Linked DNA regions of Homo sapiens: region 1 is linked to region 2. A link is an interaction called in ENCODE POLR2A ChIA-PET data of the cell type or tissue named here. Cell type or tissue: MCF 10A. All regions are shown on one strand. Links, peaks and the distances in the headings refer to the core of each region. The heading gives the core; the rest is flanking DNA.

Region 1 (12,534 bases), core at 2,402-10,401, 53 kb before region 2:
TAAGAGCCATTCTAACCGGTGTGAGATGGTATCTCATTGTGGTTTTGATTTGCATTTCTCTAATGATCAGTGATATTGGGCTTTTTTTCATATGCTTGTTGGCCGCGTGTATGTCTATGTCTTTTGAAAAGTGTCTGTTCATGTCCTTTGCCCACTTCTTAATGAGATTATTTTTATCTTGTAAATATGTTTAAGTCCCTTATAGATGCTGGATATGAGACCTTGGTCAGATGCATAGTCCGAAAAATTTTCTCCCATTCTATAAGCTCTCTGTTCACACTGTTGATAGTTTCTTTTGCTGTGCAGAAGCTTTGTAGTTTAATTAGATCCTATTTGTCAATTTTTGCTTTTGTTGCAACTTCTTTTGGCACCTTTGTCATGAAATCTTTGCCCATTCCTATGTCCAGAATGGTACTGCCTAGATTTTCTTCCAGGGTTTTTATAGTTTTGGGTTTATATTTAATTCTTTAATCCATCTTGAGTTAATTTTTTTATATAGTGTAAGGAAAGTGTCTGTTTTCCATCTTCTGAGTATGGCTAGACCGTTATCCCAGCACCATTTGTTGAATAGGGAGTCCTTCCCCATTGTTTGCTTTGGTCAGCTTTTTCAAAGATCAGATGGTTGTAGATATGTGGCCTTATTTCTGGGCTCTCTGTTCTGTTCCATTTTTGTACCAGTACCATGCTGTTTTGGTTACTGTAGCCCTGTAATATAGTTTGCAGTCAGGTAACATGATGCCTCCTGCTTTGTTCTTTTTGCTTAAGATTGCCTTGGGTATTCAGGTTCTTTTTTGGTTCAATATGATTTTTAAAATAGTTTTTTTTAGTTCTATGAAGAATATCATTGGTAGTTTAATAAGAATAGCATTGAATCTATACATTGATTTGGGCAGTATGGCTATTTTAACAATATTGATTCTTCCTGTCCATGAGCATGGAATGTTTTTCCATTTGTTTGTATCATCTCTGATTTCTTTGAGCAGTGTATTGTAGTTCTCCTTGTAGAGATCTTTCACTTCCCTGGTTAGCTGTATTCCTAGGTATTTTATTCTTTTTGTGCCAGTTGTGAATGGGATTGCATTCCTGATTTGGCTCTTGGCTTAACTGTTGTTGGTGTATAGGAATGTTAGTGATTTTTGTACATTAATTTTGTATCCTGAGACTTTGCTGAAGTTGTTTATCAGCTTAAGGAGCTTTTGGGACAAGAGTATGTAGCCTTATGACCATCTTAACTAAAAGAAGGAAAGAAGAAGCTTTTAAATGAATTAATCTGGCATCATTCCTGAAATATGGTGACAGATTTATTGCTGTTTAATCGTCATGAACTCAGAAAGACATAATCTTCATAAGTTTTAATTACTGGGAAAATTATTTCTTACTCTACTGACATCTTGTGGCCAAATAGTACAATTAATGTTATTAGGATGGCTATCTTACCAAAGTCCTTAAAATATTAACTTATTTTCTGTTCAACAGATAATTATTGAGCACTTAAGCAGTATTTTTTCAAAATATAATCAGCTTTCAGTTAACTAGGCTAGTAAAATGGAACCTAGCACCAGTACTTAAAAACCAATTTTATACTTTGGCTTTAGAAAGTATACCATAAAGATAAGTATAAAGAAGAAATATAAATCACAATAATCTTACTAATCAGAAATATTGTGTCAATGTTTTGATGTTTTACTGACTGTTTTTTTTAGTACGTAGATTCATTCATTTGTACATTCATTTAATAAATATTTATTGAGCACCTATCATGTGCCAGACACTGTTTTAAACACTGAAGATATAATGATGAGCATAAACTTTGTCTTTTTAGACTTTATCATCTGGAGGGTAAGATGAGGAAACTTGGAGAATGTAGTAATAGATAAATCTGGGAAGAGAAAAAGGGACTGTACCAAGTAGCCTCTTGTAAGCCATAGTAAGATTCCCTTTACCTCAAGAGCAATGGAAAGAGAGTTGCATTTTGAAAAGTTTGTTTTCTTAGCAAGCCAAAGAAAAAGCTATTGTGTTCCAAACAAGGCAAAAATGTTTGAATCAGAGCAGTTATGATGGAGAGAAGTTGGTGAATTCCAGAAATATTTAGGATGCAAAATCTGCATGCTTTGGTGATGAATTGGACATGGGAGAAAGAAGGTGTCAAGGATGACTCCTAGGTTTCTGGTTTGCACACTGGGATAGTGGTGCCATTCAGTGAGATAAGGACTGCAGTAAGATCACATTTGTAGGGAAGGTCACTATTTCAATTTTGGACATAGGCCTTTGAGATATCCAAAAGAAAATGCTCGGTAGGCCACTGCATATATAAGTGCAGTCAGTACATTTGAGAATCATTTAGTAGCTGATGGACGTAGGCATGGCAGTGTTTCAAAGAGGGGCGAGATCAGGAATATCAAATGCAGCTGAGAGGTCAAGTAAGATGGGAAATCTGTTTGATTTAGCAACATATGTACATCATTGGTGACTTGAGCAGTTGCTGTTAGGGGAATGATGTGACTCAGTGCCAAGACTGAAGTAGATTAGAGAGTAAAAGTGATGAAATGGAAAATGTCAGTAGAGGCCTGCTCCTAAAAGAAGTTTGTGAAGAGGTAAAAAGATGGTGGGAATGAGGAGAAACTAGAGAATAGTTATTGAGTAAAGGTTTTGTTTCATTTATTTTGATGGGAGGGATTTGAGCATGTTTAAAAGCCAAATAGGAAGGATTCTGTTGACAGGGGAAGGATACATATGTAGGAGAGAAAAGTAGGATTAAGAATATAATGGCATTCACAGCAATTTGGATGGAATTGGAGACCATTATTCTAAGTGAAGTAACTCAGGAATGGAAAACCAAACATCATATGTTCTCACTCATAAGTGGGAGCTAAGCCATAAGGATGCAAAGGCATAAGAATGATACAGTGGACTTTGGGGACTCAGGGAAAAAAGCAGGAGGGAGGTGAGGGATAAAAGACCACACATTGGGTACAGTGTACACTGCTTGGGTGATGGGTGCACCAGAATCTCAGAAATTACTTAAAGAACTTATTCATGTAACCAAACACCACCTGTTCCCCTAAACACCTATTAAAATAAGAAATAAATTTTTTAAAACTGTAAAGTTTCTGAGAAGTCAAGCAGGGATGAGAGCCACTGCATAGCCTTTACGGATTATAAGCATTCTTATTACTTTTTTTAGTCACAAATTTTAATGGCTGCTTCAATTAGTATGTATCTGTATATCAACATTCTAAAATTCTGAGAATTTACAGTAAAAGCAAACATGAAGGTAAAGTAGAAACCTACCAAATGCTCTTCACCACTGTGCATTATCTTCTGTAATACTCCAGACTCTTACACTCAGCCACCTACAAGACAGGTCCACTTAAATGTCCAGTGAACATCTCAAACAATGACTCTAGATTCCTTTCATTACCTGTTTCTCCCAGTCCTTTCTATCTCACTATTAGTTGCTCGAGACAAAAACCTAAGAGTCATCACTCTTGATTCTTCTCTTTTCATCACTTTCTTTTTATTTTTTTTTAGAGACAGGGTCTCACTCTGTCACCCAGGCTGGAGTGCAGTGGCACAATCAGCCAAATCCTGGGCTCAAGCTGTATTCCTGCCCTAGCCTCCCAAGCAGCTAGGATGACAGGCACGTGCCACCATGCATAGCTAATTTTTAAAATTTTTATAGAGGCAAGCTATGTTGCCCAGGCTGGTCTCAACCTCCAGGCCTCAAGCAGTCCTTCCTCCTCAGCCTCCTCAAGCACTGGGATTACAGGCATGAGCCACTGCGCCCAGCCTCTTTTCTTCACTTTCTACATACACGATAGCCTTCCAGAACTATCAGATGAGAGATGATATTTGAAAGTCACCAACTTAAATATGAGAAAACCAAGAGAACGCATGAGTTCTAGTGGAGAGCATATAGAGTTTAAGGATTATTCATAATTAGCAAGTAGGAAGAAGGCAAGACATTAGAAAATAACCATATCCAGGATAATCTTAAAAACTTTAATATGAAATAAGACCTTATTAAACATTAATAAATTTGATAGTAACTATTTTATTAAATGCCAAACACCCAAAATTTAGAAAACATATTATTTTAAATAGTTATGAAAACAGATTTTGTAGTTTTTAAAAATTTACCGAATGCCTAAAATTGAAATAATTCTTCATGCTTACAGCTTTTATTTTATATGCATTTTAAAATATAAACTTGTAGTAGAAATGTGCTTTTGAGGACCCTTAATCCTTTCTCTTAATTTTAAGCCATTTAAAAAATTATTTACATTTTAAAATAGTAATAATAAAAGGTAACATTGTTGACTTATTGATAACTTTTCAAAGTTAGGTAGATACATTCATTGTATAAATAATGTTTTGTACATTTCAAAATTATTAAAAATTAGCTATAAAAATTTAGTTTTGGTGTTATTTAGCACCTGTATTACTGGTGAGTTTAACATTACTGAGCACATACATATAACTTTTTTTGTTTAAGACGGAGTCTTGCCCTGTCACCCAGGCTGGAGTGCAATGGCATGATCTTGGCTCACTGCAACCTCTGTGTCTTGGGTTCAAGCTATTCTCCTACCTCAGCCTCTCAAGTAGCTAGGATTACAGGCACGCGCCACCACACCCGGCTAGTTTTTTGTATCTTTAGTAGAGACGGGGTTTCACCTTGTTGGCCAGGCTGGTCTCAAACTCCTGACCTCGTGATCTGCCCACCTTGGCCTCCCAAAGTGCTGGGGTTACAGGCGTGAGTCACCACGCCCGGCCAAATAAAGTATTTTTTTAACACTACATCCAGTTACGTTTTGGAGAAATTTCTAGGGATCTGAGTAGAGCTTAGTTATGTTTTGAAAGTGATAACCCCTCTTTAGAGTGTCAGATGATTGAATAACTTTTTAAGTTGCTTATATTTACTTTGGAATGAAAGTGCCTTATATATTATCTCAGTGTTCTACACAGTTAGAGGTATTCATGCCTGCTAGATCAATTGGACCACCATTTTAGAACTATAGAGCAAATGATCAGCAAGAGGTTTTGAATAGTTATAATTTTTACCCACAAGAGTTAATATTCCATCCCATGTTTAATAGCCTACTATAGTGAATATACTCCAGTGATGAATGAATGAGATTTAAACCTATATTTTAAAACAATAAAATTCTGTTTATCATGAAGTTTTACCTAATGTAGGCTTTCTCTTAAATTTCCTATATAGAGTAATTATTTGGTGTTCATGGCGGAACTGTTCTGGTGGTTTGAAGTGGTGAAGCCGTCTTTTGTACAGCCTCGTGTTGTTCGTCCACAAGGAGGTAATCAATCTTTTTAATTTTAAATGTTCCTATGAACAGAAAAAAATGGAATGTTGATATAACCTTACCTGGTTACATTTTTAGAAATCAGCCTATTATTTTTTTTTTAGATTTCAGCTATTACACTTGATAGATTCTCCTAACCTCTTAAAATGGTTAGAGGAGAAGAAAAAGAAAATGGAGGGAATGGCTTTGAATTTGAAGTCTTATGATGTGGAACTTTTAGCTTTAACTGTCCATTTCTTTTCTTTGCATCTTTTATCGTTATCCCAGCTTTTATTCCCTTTTAGATTCTTAGTTTTTAACATTGTGTTACCCAGAATCCCCACAAATTATTGTTTGGCCTTAACCCGCAACTCGAATTTGCCATTAAACTATAAAAAGGTTTGTATGGATTTTTAAACCTAGTGGATTTTATGACTATTATATCATGAACTATTGATTGTACATAATAAGAATAAAATTAGTAAGAAATAAGGGGGTTACTGTAAAGACCCCTAGATATAAGGAACAAAAAATCTTCCTAAATTTTCTGTAAAGCAAAATTTCACATAGCAAAACCAATTTTCTCTTGGCTCCCATTATAAAACTAGAGGTTTATTTCTAGGCTGGGTGCGGTGGCTCACGCCTGTAATCCTAGCACTTTGAGAGGCCTAGGCGGGTGGATTACCTGAGGTCAGGAGTTTGAAACCAGGCTGGGCAACATGGTGAAACCCTGTCTCTACTAAAAATACAAAAATTAGCCGGGCATGTTGGTGCATGCCTGTAATTCCAGCTACTCGGGAGGCTGAGACAGTAGAGTTACTTGAACCCAGGAGGCAGAGGTTGCAGTGAGCGAGATTGCATCACTGCACTCCAGCCTGGGTGACAGAGATGAGACACCATCTCAAAAAAAAAAGAAAAAAAAAAAAAACTAGAGGTTTATTTCTATAGGGGGAAAAATGATCTTAAATTATAAGCTTAGCCCACTAAAGAACTTTCTTCCAGCATAACTTATGGAAACATTTCTGTCTGCTACCAATAGCTGCCCTACCCAACGCAACACATGATCATTGTGCATCCCAACTACTTAGCAGCTTTCCTTGGCTCCAAAGTTTGTTATTTTTGTAACTGCTACCGTTACCTGCACCTCCCCGCTAAACCCCCAAAAAATAAAAGAAGAGAAAGTGATCAGGAAGGAGGAAAAACATATGTAGCCAAAGGGGAGGCATAGTCTAGTGAGTACAATGAGGTTACTTCAGGCAGCCCACCGCATCTCAGGCAAAAATCTGTGAAATAAGCAATAATTAGAGTATTGCTAAGCTTCTTAAGGCAGATTCTGAATATCGAGTCACTATATAACATTATATAACTTCTTTACATGCCTATAAAAAAATTGAGATGCTCCCCTAAGTCCATTGAATGAAGTCAGATATTCTTAGTAATTTTCATAACCAATATTTGTATAATTTTTAAAAATTATTAACAGGGTTTTCACTACATTGCTTTCTGTGATTTCACCTGTGAAGCTCACTATTCAAAATACCAACAGCTGTTGCATCAGATCTCAAAGTCAAAAAGTAAATTGAGTCTTCCTCCAGAGTTACTTACAAAAATAAAAGTATACCAGCAGGTTTAATTATTTTCTAAAGAAATTCTGTTTTTCTCTAATTGACCAAAATACCAGCTGTTTCATAAAGAAGCAGAGCTGACCATATGTATCTGAAGTTCTATGAAAGCTTTCACAAAACTAAACGCTCAAACTTATTTTTGTTTTTTTTTTGTTTGTTTGTTTTTGTTTTGTTTTGTTTTGTTTTGTTTTTGAGATGGAGTCTCGCTCTGTTGCCCAGGCTGGAGTGCAGTGGCACAATCTCGGCTCACTGCAGGCTCCATCTCCCAGGTTCACGCCATTCTCCTGCCTCAGCCTCCTGAGTAGCTGGGACAACAGGCGCCTGCCACCACGCCCGGCTAATTTTTTGTATTTTTAGTAGAGGTGGGGTTTCACCATGTTAGCCAGGATGGTCTCAATCTCCTGACCTCGTGATCCACCGGCCTCAGCCTCCCAGAGTACTGGGATTACAGGCGTGAACCACCACACCCAGCCACTTATTTTTGTTTTAAATACATGTATTTATTTTATGTTAGGCTTTTTCCCCCTAATTATCCTTAATCAGATGAATTTTTTAATTTAAGAAATTTTTGGCTGGGCGTGGTGGCTTACGCCTGTAATCCCAGCACTTTGGGAGGTTGAGGCGGGCAGATCACAAGGTCAAGAGTTCGAGACCAGCCTGGCCAATATGGTGAAACCCTGTCTCTACTAAAAATTCAAAAATTAGCTGAGCGTGGTGGCGGGTGCCTGTAGTCCCAGCTGCTTGGGAGGCTGAGGCAGGAGAATTGCTTGAACCCAAGAGGTGGAGGTTGCAGTGAGCTGAGATCGCGCCATTGCACTCCAGCCTGGGTGACAGAGCGAGACTCCGTCTAAAAAAAAAGAAAGAAAATTTTTTTTAATTTTGAAATTAAGTCTGAATACTTCAAAAAGATCTTAAAGAAACTTGACCCTTTGAAAATTATTTAAGAAGAAAACTTTATGCTATGATTTCTCAATACGTAGAAAGGGAAATAGAAGTTAAATTTTGTTATAAATTTGCTTATGGTCCAGAATTTTTCATAGAAATATGCTAATTTGAGGGTGTTTTTAAAAATCTTTTATTCCAGCTGAACCTGTAAAAGATATGCCTTCAATTCCTGTCTTGAATGCTGCCAAAAGAAATGTCTTAGATAGTAGTTCTGACTTCCCTTCAAGGTAAACTCCACAATGACTTTATTTTCACCATTTCTATTCTATTTACTAATTAAATTACATAATATTATATTACATTAAATAAGGTTTTTAAGAATTTCAGTTGGATTTTGAACTGTTATAATTAGCTTACCCTATTAAAGCCTGTTTTAACTTAAATATAAATTGAAATATACACTGAAATGAATGTTTATGTACCACACTGAAAAGATGGGACAATATATTCTAAGTTCCCAATAACCAACCTAAAACCAAACTTTTGATGCATAACTTGTTCATAATTGAGAACTGTCTAATAGGTAACTCTTAGGCCTTGGAGGGAAATTTTGAAATTCTATTAGGACTTTTACATATTTTATTATTTTAAAAATCTTTGAAGGTTTTTCCTGCTTTTTTTTTTTCTTGTTAGGATAGCTATTGAGAGATCACAGTGTTACCCACACAACGGGTGGGTTTGGTCTCTTGGCAGATGACAGTCCAAAGCCACAACCAAGGAGGATTTAACAAGACGAGGATTTTATTACTTGCAGCAAGTAAGGAGGACACCGGGAATAATTCCCCAAAGCAGTGCCTCCTCAAGCAGAGGTGAAAATAGGGCTTTTAGTAGGCTGGTTAACTGTATCATTGTGTGTAGAGGTGGAGTAAAGGCAGTAAAGGCACAGTCATCAGTCATGCTTCTGCATACTGGCATGTATAGAAAATGCGGAATAAGCTCCTCCTTGGATGGGATTTTTAGTGTGGTAATGGTAATACATTTCCGTCTCAGGCATCTCTACATCCACCCAGCTTGTGTAGTTTTTGTTTTGTAATGTGGGGTTGGGCTGCTTCCTGGAAATTTCTCAAACAATAAAAATTTCAAGGTGCAACAGTTACAAGCAGGTACCTTTTCACAGTGTGTACCTGAAAACCCAAGGACCCTGGGTTACAACAATAGAATATTTATTACAATATTAAATCTTTAATGTTTTAGTACATAGTATTAGGAACTAAACTGAAAGCAAAGTAAAAATGTCCTATCATATTAATACCTAGATAATCCTGACTTCTCACCCAGGTATATGATAGGGACATTAGTTTGTTTAAAAATGTATTTCAGCAGCTCCTATAAGCAGCTTTTTATTTGAATCTATTAGAACCTACAATTTATATTGACTTTGGACTCCCTAATCTATCTGATTTTTTACGTTAAAACTAATGTCTTTTGTGGGTTTTTGGAAATTCAGACACATTAAAAATACATTTCAAAAATTATGAGTAAAACATTCAAAGTAATTTCTGTATGAATTCTTGGCTTAACACAAAAATATGAAATTTAGCAGGCATGGTGGGTCAATAGTGACATTTCCTTCCTTGAAGATTTAGAAAACACTCAGTGTTCTAGGTCATCACTCTTGCTCTATTAAATCTTTAAATTCCACTTTCAAAGTGGAGGAAAGTAAAGCTTTCCACTCAAAGATTAGATTATTCCATAATTATTCTAGGAACCTAAATGGACAGTCTCCCACATTTCTGAAAAATGTTTTAATTCATGTCCTCTGGAAAACTCATCTCTTTTCTGTCTCTCAGACATCTCAGCAGCTCATTTTTCCTATTTTTCCCAGCAGAAACTCTTTTTATAATGCAGATGGATGTCTACATTCTTTTCCTTGAAAAGTTATTGTGTAGCCATTATTCTAGGCTATTCTGAGTTCCTAGTCATCCTCTCATTTCTATAAGTCTCCATATGGTCCATTGTAGTTCTCCAACACTGTGGAACTTTTGAGAAAGAATTGAAGTATTTTTACCCTTCCTGGGAATAATGTAGCCACATCTCAAATGTTAGTGAACCTAAATAATGATTTTATGAGAAAGAAAAAAACAAAGGACGAAGACAGACAAAGCAAAAGATGTTTTCAGCAGCTACTCCACACACTTGGCTACCAGCTGTTGGAGATATACAAACAGGTCCGTGAGCAGAGAGGCTGTCAAGGTATTTTACTAGGGTTTATTATACCTATAGTTTTTAGAGATTAGATTTGACCAAAGTATTTCAAATTGGTGAGTTTCATTTTACTTTTTTATATATCAGTTTTTATGTTTATAAAAATGAAAATAATTCATATCTCACAAAGACATTGAGATGTATATGAAAGTACTTCAAGTTGTTTGGCTAAAAGACATAAAATATATATAGATACATACTGTAATCACAGCCATTCTTTGGTTTAAACAATATGTTTCCATATTTTTAAAATTTAGGTTGTAGAATGAGAGGTGGTAGTGTTGTTTCTAACTTAAGACATTCTACCTAAATTTATATTAAACAGCTAAAATATAACATTTTAAATTTATTTTCCATTGCAGTGGGGAAGGAGCTACATTTACACAGTCTCATCATCATTTGCCTTCTAGGTATTCACGTCCCCAGGCTCATTCTTCAGCCTCAGGTAATATATTTGAAAAAGCCTAGGAAAATACTCTTTTAAGTAGGTTACCTGGGAAATGATTGACAGTAAATATAAATAAACAAATATCCAGGGTTTTTTTGTGTGTGTGTGTGTGTGTTTTTTTGTTTGTTTGTTTGTTTTCTGAAAAATGGCTATTATAACACACTAAAAGCATGGTCAGTTTCACTGTGGTTGCTTTTCTTGATAAAATTATCTCTAATTCTCCTTATGTACCTATTTAATTTGTATTGCTATTAATGAATCCTCAAATACATGAAATCTCCTAAGTTGCTATAAGTTAATTTTTTTACATGATTTCAATGGCTTTTTCTTTTTTGCATTTGAAGGAGGAATTAGAAGGTCTTCATCTATGTCTTATGTTGATGGCTTCATAGGGACATGGCCCAAAGAGAAAAGGTAAACAAAGAGAATTACTTTTAGTGTATTCAGATTATTAAGAAATGCAAATTGCATCTGTGTCTCTCTTTTATTGATAACCAAATTGCTAAAACTTTTAATTAGTTCCTAAATTTGAAAAAGGCAGTATAGGCAGATGATAGAGATGTAAAAGAGGCTAACTTTAAAAAGTAGCTAGATAGCCCTCCCCTTACCTTGAAGACAGTATGATTATGAGAACTGGGGAAAGAAAGGAAATGTAATTTCAAATAATTCTTGTTAAATGATACTAAAAATCATTTCTAGGATTTTTAAAGGATTTTTCTCTTTAACTTTTTTTTAGATCATCAGTGCATGGCGTATCATTTGATATTTCTTTTGATAAAGAAGATAGTGTACAGAGATCCACTCCAAACCGAGGAATCACTCGTTCTATTAGTAATGAAGGACTTACTCTGAACAACAGTCATGTATCTAAACACATTAGGAAAAATTTGTCCTTCAAGCCAATAAATGGAGAAGAGGAAGCAGAGAGCATTGAAGAAGAACTTAATATAGATTCTCACAGTGACCTCAAATCTTGTGTGCCCCTTAACACAAATGAACTAAATTCTAATGAGAATATTCATTACAAGCTTCCAAATGGAGCTTTACAAAATAGAATACTTCTTGACGAGTTTGGCAATCAGATCGAGACACCAAGCATTGAAGAAGCATTACAAATAATTCATGATACTGAAAAATCTCCTCATACACCTCAGCCAGACCAAATTGCTAATGGCTTCTTTCTTCATAGTCAAGAAATGAGTATCTTAAATTCAAATATCAAGTTAAATCAATCTAGTCCTGATAATGTAACTGATACGAAAGGTGCCTTGAGTCCCATAACTGACAATACTGAAGTAGACACTGGAATTCACGTTCCTTCAGAAGATATTCCTGAAACTATGGACGAAGATTCTTCGTTGAGAGATTATACTGTAAGCTTGGACTCTGACATGGATGATGCATCTAAATTTCTTCAGGATTATGATATTCGAACTGGCAACACCAGGGAAGCTTTGAGTCCTTGTCCAAGTACTGTAAGTACCAAGTCTCAGCCAGGCAGCAGTGCTTCTTCTAGTTCTGGAGTTAAAATGACCAGCTTTGCTGAACAAAAATTCAGGAAACTGAATCATACCGATGGAAAAAGTAGTGGAAGCAGTTCTCAAAAAACTACACCAGAAGGCTCTGAACTTAATATTCCTCATGTGGTTGCTTGGGCACAAATTCCAGAAGAAACAGGGCTTCCACAGGGACGGGACACTACCCAGCTGTTGGCCTCTGAAATGGTGCATCTTAGGATGAAACTAGAAGAAAAGAGGCGTGCTATAGAAGCCCAGAAAAAGAAAATGGAAGCTGCTTTTACCAAACAGAGACAGAAAATGGGAAGGACAGCATTCCTTACTGTAGTGAAAAAGAAAGGGGATGGGATATCTCCTCTACGAGAGGAAGCGGCGGGTGCAGAAGATGAGAAAGTATATACTGATCGAGCAAAAGAAAAGGAATCACAAAAAACTGATGGACAAAGGAGCAAGTCACTGGCAGATATAAAAGAGAGCATGGAGAATCCTCAAGC
Region 2 (12,534 bases), core at 2,911-10,910:
TGTTTTGTTGTTTTGTGTGTGTGTGTGTGTGTGTTTTTAGATGAGATTAACATTGAAATTAATAGACTTTGAGTAAAGCAGATTACCCTCCAATCTGTGGAAGTCCTGGTTGGAACAAAGTCTGATCTCCCTGGAGCAAGAATGAATCCTGCCAGCAGGTTGCTTCGAACTTGAACTCCAGCTCTTCCCTGGATCTCCAGCCTGAGAGTCTATCCTGCAGATTCTGGATATGCCAGCTTTCACAATCCAATGAGCCAGTTCCTTAAAATCAATCAATCTCTCTCTTGCATTCTCTCTCTCTAGATATAGCTATCTATACATACACATCTTACTGGTTCTGTTTCTCAGAGAGTGCTGATTAATTCAAGTAGCTTCTCTTCAACTTCAGTATAAAAATCTTAAATCCTCACCTAGCCCACAAGGCTCTTAGTCATCTTACCTCATATAATGCCTTTGTACAAATTAGAAAAAGCCACCCTCTCTAGGCAGATACAGCTCTGACCAAACATAGGGCGAGGTGGGTGGAGAATGGTGAACCTTCCCTCTTAGTATAGTGCACAACCTGGACAACCACATGGAGTTGCCTTACTTTTGTTTGTTTGTTTGTTGTGTGTGTGTGTTTTTAATTGAGACAGAGTCTCGCTCTGTCACCCAGGCTGGAGTGCAATGGAGTGATCTTGGCTCACTGCAACCTCTGCTGCATGGGTTCAAGTGATTCTCATGCCTCAGCCTCCTGAGTAACTGGGACTACAGGCTCCCAGCACCATGCTCGCTAATTTTTTTTGTATTTTAAGTAGAGATGGGGTTTTGCCATGTTGCCCAGGCCATTCTTGAACTCCCGACCTCAGGCGATCCGTCCGTATTGGCCTCCGAAAGTGCTGGGATTACAAGCGTGAGCCACCGCGCCTGGCCGTTCGTTGTGGGTTTTTTGTTGTTGTTGTTGTTTTGAGACAAGGTCTTGCCCTGTCTCCCAGGCCGGAGTGTAGTCTCGGGATATTGGCTCACTGCAACCTCCGCCTCCCTGCTCAAGTGATCTTCCCACCTCAGCCTCCCAAGTAGCTGGGACTACAGGTGCGTGCCACCACTCCTGGCCAATTTCTTTATTTTTTGGTAGAGACAGGTTTTCACAATGTTGCCCAGGCTGATCTCCAACTCCTGACCTCAGTCGATCCTCTGGCCTGGGCCTCCCAAAGTGCTGGGATTATAGGCGTGAGCCTCTGCGTCTGGCTGCCCTGCTTCTGGATGAGCCACTGACTGACGAATTAGCCTCGTCTCTCTTCCATGTTCTTTCCCTTTACTCCTTCCTCATCCCAAACCCTAACCTCCCTGCAGCTCCTGGAACCTGCTGTGCTCCCTTGCTGCTGTGCTTTTGTACACCTGTCACTGCTGTTTCAAGTCCCTCTCTTATTTTCTGGTATTGCTTCCTCTGGCCAAGTTTTGCCGAGGCTCAGCCTGGGTCAGCCTTCCCTCTTCTTGCCCGGGGTCCTAGCCCTTACTTCAGGTACTGTGCTGCTTCATCACTCGTCTAGATTGGAGAATCCTCCAGTGAATGGGGCTTGAGCTTTGATCCATCGTGCTGGGCACTAGTAGGTGCTCAATAAATGTTTATTGAACAACTGAAAACCGGGAAGTGAATGAATGGATGAACGGGGACACAGCAGCTCGCAGCGGGCAGCAGGAGGCGCTCGCCGGGAGGGTGCTCCTTCCCTTCAGCCAGCCGGAGTTCAGCCAGCGGGCCCGGCGGGAGGAGTGGGAGTGGGCCGGGGCCAGGGCCGGGGAGAGGGGCCATCCCCGCGCGACCCGCAGCGCCGCACAGCGAGGGGGAGGGCGCCTGCGGGGAGGACAGGGTCGGGGGAGCGCCCTTCCGCAGGCTCCTTTCATTCTTCCACTTAGGGGTCTCCAGGAATGAAAACTGGCCCCAGCCAGGCCAGAGCGCGCGAATGAAAGGCGGCACTGGGACCAAGAGAGAAGCTTCGTCCCGCCTGGGCTGCGGAAACTGGCGGCGCCAGGGGTGTCCCACCGCGCGGGCGTCCGAAAGCGGGGCAAAGGGGACAGCCTCGCCCCTCGAGCGGCTGCTCCCGCAGCTCGCTCACCCCTGCGGGTACGTCGTCACTCCCGCGTGCGGCCCCGTCCCGACTCTTGGATCGGACTCTTCAGTCCCTTCTTGCGTCTTCCCCTCTTTCCTCTGGGCCTTGGTATGCCCCAGGGGACAGATGTCTTGGGATCTTTAACATTTGGGATGCTGCAAATGCCGAAGTTAAATGAAATACCTCCGGGGAGGGCAGGCCGCAGGGAGGCTCGGGGGGAGGGAAGATGGCCTGGACAAACAGGTCCTGAAGCTGCGAGGCTGGAGTGGAGGGCGCAGGGGCAGGCGGGCGGCGCCAGAGCTCCATGGGACAGGTAAGCGGGAAAACTTCGGGGCACCCAGTGCGGGTGAACTGGGGCGGGGGATCGGGCCCCTGAACCCACGGTCTTCAGCCTTAGCGGAGGGTGCCCTACAGGGAATGGGGTAATTTTTTCAAAGGGGCAGGAATTCTGAGTTCCTACCAAAAATGCACATTTCCAGTCCCTCAACCTTTCTCCTTCGACCTTCTTCGTGCCTGTGGATCTTCCTGGCCAGGTTCCGGGAAGCCAGAAAGCAGCCAAACAAAAGGAGCAAAGTCTCGGGCCAGCCTGGATGTGGAGGGCGCAGTGGGGGAGGGGAGCAGGGTGGACAGGACAAAGGGGCTTTTTAGAGAAAGCCTAGAGGTCTCATTTCAGGGCGCATTCCAAGCTGGCTTGGAGTTCCCCTGTCCCAGCCCACTTCACCTTTGCTTAGTGGAGGCGAACACCTTTCCTAGTGAGCAGGGAGCAGACGCGAGTAAGAAAACAGTGAAGGAACCATCTCCTACCCCTCTTGCCTGGAGGGTCCCGGGCTATTTCACTTCTTCCTTTTTTCACTGTTGTCTCTAGCGCTGGCCATTGATTCCTTAATTCTTGAAGTAAGATTTTAGCAGTGCCTGAGACTACTTTGCTGGGGGCTGTTGGGGATGTGAAGATGGTAGGACGAGGCCCTTGCTTTAAAGAACTTCCAATCTGGTGTTATCAGAAGACCCTAAAAGAAGGAACTTTTTTTTAAAAAAAATGGAGAGTGGATGGCTACAGCGCTGGGGAAGAGTTTTCTGACTCGGGACTTTTCCTCAGGAAACGAAAACACTGAAGAGGTCCAGTTTCTCTTCCCTGGGGAAGGGCTCTTGTCTGCAAAGATCAGATTCCAAGTACTATAATGTTTTGCAAGGAAATACCACTTCCTCACCAACTGGTGGTCTGGACGGCACTCTGGGGTTTGGGGCTGGGGCATCAGTCCCCTGACTCCCCGGCCTGACTGGAGTGGGGAGCTGTTTCAGATTCCCAGCTGGCCTCTGGAGTGCCCACCTCCCCCATTGGTATTTTGAATTGAATGACATGGCCATCAGAGAGCTCCAAGGATGGCTCCCCGGGGTTCTTGGCAGGAGGTTTGGTTAGCCAGCTCCCTTCCAAACCTCAGATTCTGCAAGGTTGGGAAATATTGAGCGTGAATTTGGGGGAGCAAGGTGTTTTTGAGAATTCCAAAGGATCAATGCAAACAGTGAGATTGAGCATCTGTACTAACCTCCCCTGAAGTCAGAGATGGAGGATTACCTGAGGGCAGGGATTCTTAACTGGGTTCATTGGCATTAGGCATCTGTAGATGGAATTCAGAGGATGTGTAAACTAGGTGAGGCAAAAAAAGATATCATTGTTTTTCACCAACCTTTAACAGATTTTAACATCACCTTTAGTTATGAAGACAACAAATCACAGTAGCATTGGCAGTACCTGTGACTTTGCCATTAATAGAATTCATAGTTTCATATCACACTGCAGTCACAGCAGTCTTGAAATGTTGTTTACACTCAGCCCTTGTGTGAAATTACCCACTGCTAGACCCTGCTTAATGTTAATAAAGAAGCATATATATTGCTATGTTTTTATATTTTTAGAACTTTATTTCATATAATTGACTTTTTTAGTGATCTTCTTAATTTTATTTTATGCTCAAGAAATGTGAACTGTGAGCCAATTCACAGCTGGTAGAAACTTCCACCAACCCCCACCTGGAGCTGGAGATGGGCAAGGTGGAGGAAGGGCCGCTTATGCCCAGAGTCAACCCCTCTCTGTTTGACTTTGTAAGAAAGTGCCAAGCCTCTATGGGGAGGGACGGTGTGTCACGGAGGACTGGGGAAGGGCAGGGCTGCAGGCTCTTTGGGAGACCCAGAGAACAAGCTCCCAATGGGGCGGGGGGAGGAAGAACTGTCCCCTCTTAGGGCCCCTCAGCCTCAGCCTGGGCAGAAAATGAGGTGGTCAGCCTGGAGCACTCTGGGGCTAGCATTGTTTGGAAAAAGGGTGTGTACAGGAATGTGAAGGTGTGCTGGGTGTGTGTACCGGAGCAGTGGGGGATGCTGGGGGACTCCAGCCCCATGAGTTCCGCTCCACAGGAGATGCCTGGTGAAAGCAAACTTCCTCTGTCATCCCTGCACTTGGGGGTAGGGAGTGGGGACAGGACTTTTTAGGGGCTGGGGGAGGGGAAGCAATCCAGACATGTATTGAGGCACTGGAATCTGGGTCGGGGGAATGGTGGGAAGATCAGAGAGTGGGGGGAAAGGGAGGTGGTAAGATGAAGACTTGAGGGGTGCAGCCTGCTGGGGACAGGCCAGGCAACAGTCAGCGTTAGCTCTGCTTCCGCCTTGAAATAGGCTAGATTCCAGTTTCCCATTTGCTTGGGGGTCGGTGGGATGGGAGATCTTGAGGCTTATTTTTTATAGGAAATAAGTTCCATTTTGGTCTCTGGCTCCTTGCATTTGGGGAGTGGACTTAGGGTCTGGGGTCACAGTGGACCTCCTGTGGAGTAGGAAACAGGACTTGGGCTCAGGTCAGTGCCTGTCAGTGCCCCATGAACATGCGTTGCTGGGGGATGGATGTAAATAATCAACAGAGAAGTGATGGCCTCGATACCCTTGGGGGACAATGTCTGGGATAAAAAGAACAGCCTGATCCTCTCTCTCTAGGATTCTAGAACTTCTGCATATTGGAATTCCAGCTGCCTTGCCTGAGGTTTTAAAATCCTCACTCGGGAGAGATAAAACCCAGGCCTTGGTCTTCATTTCCATATGTGGGGAAGAGCAGTGACCCATCCCTGTCAGTTTGTAAATGTCCTGCTTGTTTTTTCCATGGACAGTGGACATTTCACCTTGCTTCCGGGGTGCTTAACAGGCCTCAATTTCTGGAAAGAGAAACTGAGGTCAAAGGAAGGCAGGGAGAGCCAGGGTCAGGACAGGAGGGCACGCAGGTACCTCACAGCTCAGAATGTTGTACTAGGGTCTCTTGAGGCCATGAAGACATGACTCTTGTTGTTGTCTTCTTTGGGGATTCCTCCATGGGAGCCCCTTTTTCCCTGCTACCCTCCTGCCCCCCGGAAGTGCAGAGGCCCAGGAGCTGCCTGCTGGCACCAGTTGCACGGGATTAGTTCAGGGAAGGACTTGCTCACCTGCTCCTCCCCTCTGACTCAAGTCATAACAAGTAACCTGGTTCCCCTGGCCCGGCAGCCTGGGAGGGACGGCAAGGTAGGCAGGTGAGCCGAGACGGACGGACGGCCAGCAGCTCCGTCAGCTGGAGAGAGAGCACAGGCCTGTGGCTTGGGAGACCCTGAGGCGACATGTGAGGGCCCTGAGCCCCCTGACTGGAAGCAGGGGCTGTTTTTCAACTCCTGGACTAAAGCCCAGAAGCAGGTGAGGGCGGGGGAGGTGGAATGGGTCTTTGGGGCTGAGAGCAGGCTGGCCTGGGAGTGGAGGAGCCCAAGCAGTGGCCATCACCCCCCTCCGACCCCCACCCCCGCCAGCCTATGTCTGGTGTGTAGGGATGACAGAGGGGTGCTGGTGGGCTTGGACGGGAGCCTGTTCTTGTGGTTGCCTAGGCCTTAGTTTCCACCAGAGGGAGAGCAAGCAGAGATGAGCTGGGACAGGCAGGCCTGAGACCTGGCTTTGGGGGACACACTTGGGATAGAGGAGGATCCCCCATGGCCCGGCCTGAGGGAAGGTGCTCTGGAGTTTCCCTCCCTCCCTCTGTGCCCCTTCTGGTCTCCTCTGCCTTTTTCTGGGGACATTGTTCAGCCGGGTGGGCTGCTTTTTAGGGCCCAGTACTGGAGCTTGAAGAGGCCCAGGAGGGATCCCTGTGTTAGGGAGGGGGTGGGGATGTTACCTGAACTGCCTTTATCTAAAAGCAATGCCTTAGACACTTAAGACTCATAGCCTCCTGGGTGGGGGTGGTGCCCTCGCTCTCACCTGTTGACTCTGGGGCAGGTTCCCTACAGCTGTGGAGGGCGGCCTCGGCAGAGGCAGATGTGAGGGTCCGCTATGTGGCTGTACGGGTTTCCTTCTTGGCCTGACATTGACCAAGAGGTCGAGATTCAGACCGGGGACCTGGAAAGGCTTTAGACACTGTGCAGTCTTTATTGTGCACAGGAGGAAAGGAAGCCCCGGGAGGCCTGGTGACTTCCCCAAGGTAGTACAGACCGCAGCAGAACCAAGCCTTGAGCCCACAGCCAGGGGCTCTGGGCATCTGACGCTGTTCTCTTTGCTCTACTTGGGGCAGCAAGTCATCCCAGAGAGGACCCAGCATCAGGCTGGGACCACTGGGAAGATCAGTGCCTCCCCTTTGATGCTGGCAGTCAGAGACTGGGCTGAGCTGGGAGAAGGGGAAGCTGGCGGAGACGGGAGGCGTGCTAAGGTACCCCTCTGTCCCTGTAAGTCCCCACTCCTCTGCAACAGTCTCAGAGCCCCTGAGAAGCAGGGGCTGAGTTGGCCCAACTTTCCAAGGCAACTACTTAGTGGTTAATAATTAATTAGCAAGCGTGACTAATTAATGGCTTCCCCTCCCACATTACTTCCTCCTCTGTGCAAAGCAGACACACTCAGCATGCTAGCTGAGACCACCTTGCTTCCTACCTCTGGCTGCACCCTGCTCTTGGCTTCTGGGGAGGGTGGGAGGATGGCTAGGGTGGGTGGGAAGGGGTGGGGGTGAGCTGCCTGCTCCTCTGTCCTGTTCTTATCTCTACGAGGGATAGAGTTTGGGACAGATGGACAGTGCAGAGCTAATAGTCATCCTAAGTATCCTGCGGGGTGGGGTTCCAGAATATATGGCCAATCTTTCAGAACTTTGGCATGTTTGCAAAGGCCTCCCATAAAGTTAAAAAAAATAATTCTCCCATGCATTCTCTAGACTTCCTTGAATAATTGAAATTCCAAAGTGCAAGGTACATGTTGCTTTCAGGGCTTTGTGTTTGATTGTTGCTGCCTGTGGTTGCTGTGTTGTTTATGTAGGTCTATAAAAGTTCTTGATCGTCCTGCTCTTATCATCTTGATGGGTGGAGAGGTATCACCAGGGACCTGGCTGACAGCAGTCCCCTCTCCCTGTTGGCCTTGCTTTGTTACCAGCTTTCCCAAGGCCGACTTTTCTGTCGTGTTGGCTGCCTGAGGAGGGGTGGAGCTCACCTCCCCCACCCTGCGGCCCCGCGCTCTGAGGAGGCAGGATAGGCTCCAGACAGAAACTCGGAAGGACTTTTGGACTCTTGCTCAATGGGCTGACTCAGTGAGGAGGTGGCTGAGCTCTCTTTCCAGACCCAACCACCTGCATGGGCTCCGCCCACCCCTCCCACCCCTGCTGCAGCCAGCAGCTGCCAGGCCCTGGCCAGCTGGGACCCCAACCAGGGGTGTGGGTTGGTGAGGAGGGAGAGGGGGTGGGCACAGGTGTTATCTGGGTGACTGGTCCCTAGCTGAGCCGACACAATGGGATGGCACCTGTACCACCCAAGTGTTCTCCACCCCGAAGCAGGCAGAGGAGCAGGTGATCTCCTTTCTGTCCTTGCACAGCTTCTGCTCTAGTCACTGCTTGCCCCTCTCCTGTCAACTCTTGGCAACCCTGATAGACACAGCCCTGGGTCTCCCCTGGCTGTGGGGTGTAGGGGATCTAGGCTGATTCCCCTTCAGTGGTCTCCCAGGAGTAATTGATGGCTTGAAAGTTGTTTGAGGGCTTTGGGACAGCTCTCTGGCATACAGTGGCTGCACATATCTGCAGATGATGTGAAGTTCAGAGTCCAGGGCGCCAATTCAGAGAGTGGGCGTCCTGGACTTCGGAGGCCCCAGACCAGGGCCTTGGCCATGTGCCTGCCCACTTCTTGAAGTGTCCTCAGCCACTGGGGCGTAGGACATGCCTCACACCTCCTGGGTTCTTGGGTTGAGGATAGCTGTGTCCCATAAAGATGTCTTCCCCTTCCTCCTTTCTTTTTTTTTTGGAGACGGGGTCTCTCTGTTGTCCAGGCTGGAGTGCAATGGCGTGAACATGGCTCACTGCAGCCTTGACTTCTCCAGGCTCAGGCAATCCTCCTGCCTCAGCCTCCTGAGTAGCTGGGACTACAGGTGCACACCACTATGCCCAGCTAAGTTTCATTTTGGAGAGATGGGGTCTAAGTTGTCCAGGCTGGTCTTGAACTCCTGGGCTCAAGCTATCCTTCTGCCTTGGTCTCCAGAAATGCTGGGATTACAGGCGTGAGCCACCATGCTGGGCTTCCTTCCTCCTTTCTTTGTTATCCCATCCCATTTTTTGTCCCCTTCCTTTTTATCCTGTCTCTGCTCTTTTCCTTCTTGCCCTTCTCCCCAGTCGAGCGGTTCTTGTGGCTACCACAGCTGTCGACCCCCTTAGGCCTAGAGGACTTTGGCCCAGAGGGGAGTTAGGCTGGGCCCCTGAGAGCCCACTGAGAACAGGGTTTGCTGGTGAGGCCCACAGCCCCTTCTCTAGGTCAGCACCCCCAGTGCCAGAATCTCCTGCCCCAGATGGTTCCTGAAGCACAGTCCTCCCTTCCACTCCCCTGCTCTCAAGCATCTATTCAGCTTTTTGTAACCAAGATGGTTCATATCTAGCTTTTTTGTTATTGTTCTCTTTTCTCTTTAAAGCTGGGGAAGCTCCAGGCTACCTACACAACCTGGCCCAGGCTGGTCACGGTGTCCCCCCTCCCTGCTCTGTGCCCTCTCCTTCCAGAAATCCACCATGGAGAGTAAGGATGAGGTCAGCGACACCGACAGTGGCATCATCCTGCAGTCTGGTGAGTGTTCAGGGAAATCCCCCTGCCCTAGTCCCTAGTCCCTGGTCCCTGGTCCCTGGCCCTGACTCCTGAGTCCTGAGCCCTCAGGCACTAGGGCTGGCTGGGCTGAGACTCCCAAGGGCTGAGAGGAAGGGGAGGGAGAGGCCTCTGCTGGGAGGAGGGGGAGGTTCTGGAAGGGCTGGAGCCTCAGGGACATGTGGAGTTTTCCTCCCTGGAGAAAACTGGCTTGGAGTTTTGGTTCTATCTGGAAGAGGGATCTGCAATGTTCAACTTTAGCCCCAGCTGAGAAGTTGAAAAATCTCAGGCAGGCACAGTGGCTCATGCCTGTAATCCCAGCACTTTGGGAGGCCAAGGTGGGCGGATCACAAGGTCAGGAGATCGAGACCATCCTGGCTACCACATAGTCCCAGCTATGTGGGAGGCTGAGGCAGAAGAATCGTTTGAACCTGGGAGGCGGAGGTTGCAGTGAGCCGAGATCGCGGCATTGCACTCCAGCCTGGGCGACAGGGCAAGACTCCGTCTCAAAAAAAATATATCATCTGGCCAATGTGAAGGTCTTGCCTCTCTGTTTGGCCAGACCTGTGGGCCTAGTCTGGCCTAGTCTTGACAGAGGACAAGAAAGAAGAGGCTTATGTGTGTGTGCAAGAGAGAGGGGTAGTGGGGAGAGGGAGAGAGAGAGACAGGAAGAAGAAGGAGAAGGAAAAGAGGAAGAAGAAGGGAGGAGGAGTGGGGGGAGGACTGCACCGGCAGAACTCCCTCCCCTGCACTCCCCCACCATAGGTCACCTGGTGGGACGACCCTCCCTTCTGAGTTGTAACATTTGTGCAGCCAAGAGACGTGGTGTTTTGTGGCTGTGACACAGGCCACAGCAGCCAGCCTGCAATTTGTGGGCAGGCATGAGATGTGTGTGTGTGTGTGCATGTGTGTGCATGTGCATTCCCCTAGGGGTGGTCAATAAGTAACGGAGGAGGCTTCCATCTTCAGCCTCCCTGAGCATGTGCCCCCCAACCCTTGCAGGCCCCGACAGCCCGGTCTCCCCAATGAAGGAGCTGACCCATGCAGTGCACAAGCAGCAGAGGGCCCTGGAAGCGAGGCTGGAGGCCTGCCTGGAGGAGCTGAGGAGACTCTGCCTTCGGGAAGCGGTGAGGCCCCAGCCAGCACACACAAGCATCGGGTTCATCTCAGGAGCTGTGGAGCCACGTGTGGGGATGCGGGAGCTGGGGAGAGGGAGCCCCATTCTTGAGGGAATTCTGGACATCAGGCTGGGGGCTGGGGCCCAGAGTCCCCATGATGCAGTGTTTGACCTTGTGCTGGATGGAGAAGAGTCAGACCCAGGCAGGGGCCCAGGCACAGAGAACAAAGTTCATCAGGGGCTGCAGAGGGACTGCACAGACATAAGTGCATATGAGTGCTGTAACCCGGGTCGGTGTAGCTCTGGAGGAAGTGATCAGAAAGAGGTCTGAAGGGAAAGGGGAGGAGTGCAGAGTGGGTCTGAAGACAGGAGAGACAGTGTGGAGGATGGGATGAGGTGGGGTGGAGGGTGGTCCCACCAGGGCTTCTATGGAAGGCAGGCACATGCAGTGCAGGGGCCAGTGAGCCAAGTCTGGGCAGGTGGAGAGGACCTGGCTGGTCTCTGCTTCCTCCCCAGGAGCTGACGGGCACCTTGCCAGCGGAGTATCCCCTCAAACCAGGGGAAAAGGCCCCCAAGGTTCGCCGCAGGATCGGAGCGGCTTACAAACTGGATGACTGGGCCTTGCACAGAGAGGTGAGGAACCTCAGGAAGCTGCCAGTACCCCTCGATCCCCAAAGCTGATCACTGAGACGCCACACCTCAGCTCAGTACCCTGGCAGGTTCCCTTCCACCCTTTCACACCCAGTGAGGGTGCTTGGCTGCCTGTTGGTGAGAGACACCATGAATATGTAGCCCAAATGGCTGTGGAGAAGGGGCGCCACTAAGGAACCGAGAGCTGGGAGCTCAAGGGAGGACACTGGGTTTGACCCCATTGGGCAGAAGATCAGTTAAGAGCACCAGCCACCAACCCAGCGGGCAATAGCCTGCTCAGACAGGTTACTCTGGCCCCTAGGGCTGTCCTCCTTTCTCAGGAGGAGGTGGGGGCAGTCAGGCCCTGGGTGCCCTTCCCCTGTGGCGTCAATGGCAGCAGTTTCCCATGGGCCAGCCTGCCCCACCCTTTGGGGTCAGGAGGGAAAGTGTCCCACTTGGGTTCCCACCCTGCCCGGTTCAGCAGGTGGGCTGGTGGGTGGGTGCCCATGCCAGCTTTTCAGGCTGACAAGTTTGCTTTTCGGCTCCTCCCACTCCTTCACCCTCTGCTCCACGTCCGTCCATTGGTGCTGCTGTCTGCCTCTCTTCTGTCCTCAGGGCTTAGGACTGGGACCTAGAGCACTGTGTCAGGGCTGCTGTCCACCCTCTGGGCCCCCAATCTCCCTGCCTCTCTCTAGCCTCACTCCTGCCCCCTCTCTCAGGACCCCCTAAGCAGCCTGGAGCGCCAGCTGGCCCTGCAGCTGCAGATCACAGAGGCAGCCCGTCGGCTGTGCCTGGAGGAGAACCTCAGCAGGCAGGCTCGGCGGCAGCGGAAGCACTCCATGCTGCAGGAGGAGAAGAAGCTGCAGGAGCTCCAGCGCTGCCTGGTCGAGCGGCGGCGCAATAGCGAGCCACCTCCGGCTGCTGCTCTCCCCCTGGGCCGAGGTGAGCCGGCTGCCCTGAGGGGGGCCATGCTCCTTAAATGAGCTTTTGAGGGATGGTGGGCGCACAGCCCCGTGCCACTGCCTTTGCATTTGGCTCCAGCTGGGTAAAGCTGATTCTTGGGTTCAGCTCCACCCCATCCTGATTCTCTCCAACTCCAGCAAGGCTTCCCCATCCTGTGAGGTCTTCTTCTCCGTCTCCTTAGAAAACACCCTACTCTCTCCTTCCGTATCCTCCTCAAAATACACTACCTTCAAGAGACTTCCTACACAGAGATATTTCTCAGCTGACCCTGAGCTGAATCCAAGGTGTATTCAACTGGGTAGCCCAGGCTGGCCCCGCTGCCCTCCAGGCCCACAGGGTGATGGCATCTCTGGGTCAGGGTAGTGTGAGGCTCCCGTGAGCCCAAGGCTCTGAGTTGATGTGTAGTCCCCTGGCCTGAGTTAGGCAGCAAAGGGTTTGACGATTGCTATGTGTTACTGATCACTGAATTGTTTCAGGGGCCCACAGCTACTTAGGAGATGTTCAGGTTGAAATCCAGCAGGACTGGTGCCACACCCCACAGCCCCTTAAGTATCTACAACCACCCTGGTCAAGGGTGGGATCCTTCCATGTCTGTTCTCTGCCCTCCTTGTGTCTGTAGTTCAATCCCTGAGCTCCTTGGCCCAGAGACTAGTGG

The links. Peaks named below come from ENCODE experiments on the same cell type or tissue, not always from the same donor. Only the 100,000 strongest peaks of a DNase experiment are listed, where the experiment ranks them.
Region 1: POLR2A ChIA-PET joins it to region 2 with 19 read pairs; 5 of 35 experiments call an interaction of 5 or more read pairs at or near these places.

Annotation. Positions count from the first base shown.
Region 1 is chr1:200,836,773-200,849,306 of GRCh38, forward strand. It overlaps CAMSAP2 (calmodulin regulated spectrin associated protein family member 2), which reads left to right. Exons shown (of 17, transcript NM_203459.4): 7 at 5,222-5,315; 8 at 8,010-8,097; 9 at 10,438-10,520; 10 at 10,868-10,937; 11 at 11,260-12,534. Among named protein-coding and RNA genes, the nearest start is that of GPR25, 30 kb to the right of the region's middle. In MCF 10A, for the core only: no CTCF peak of the experiment used is centred there; a DNase peak (open chromatin) is centred at 6,129.
Region 2 is chr1:200,889,302-200,901,835 of GRCh38, forward strand. It overlaps INAVA (innate immunity activator), which reads left to right and starts at 5,599. Exons shown (of 10, transcript NM_001142569.3): 1 at 5,599-5,786; 2 at 9,006-9,154; 3 at 10,172-10,296; 4 at 10,803-10,919; 5 at 11,636-11,858. The coding sequence starts at 9,100. RefSeq lists enhancers at 5,493-6,003, 6,004-6,515, 6,516-7,026, 7,750-8,337, 8,338-8,927 and 1 more and silencers at 1,700-1,819, 1,830-1,949, 2,040-2,334. In MCF 10A, for the core only: a CTCF peak has its summit at 5,978 (motif pointing right); DNase peaks (open chromatin) are centred at 5,580, 6,020, 6,250 and 7,600.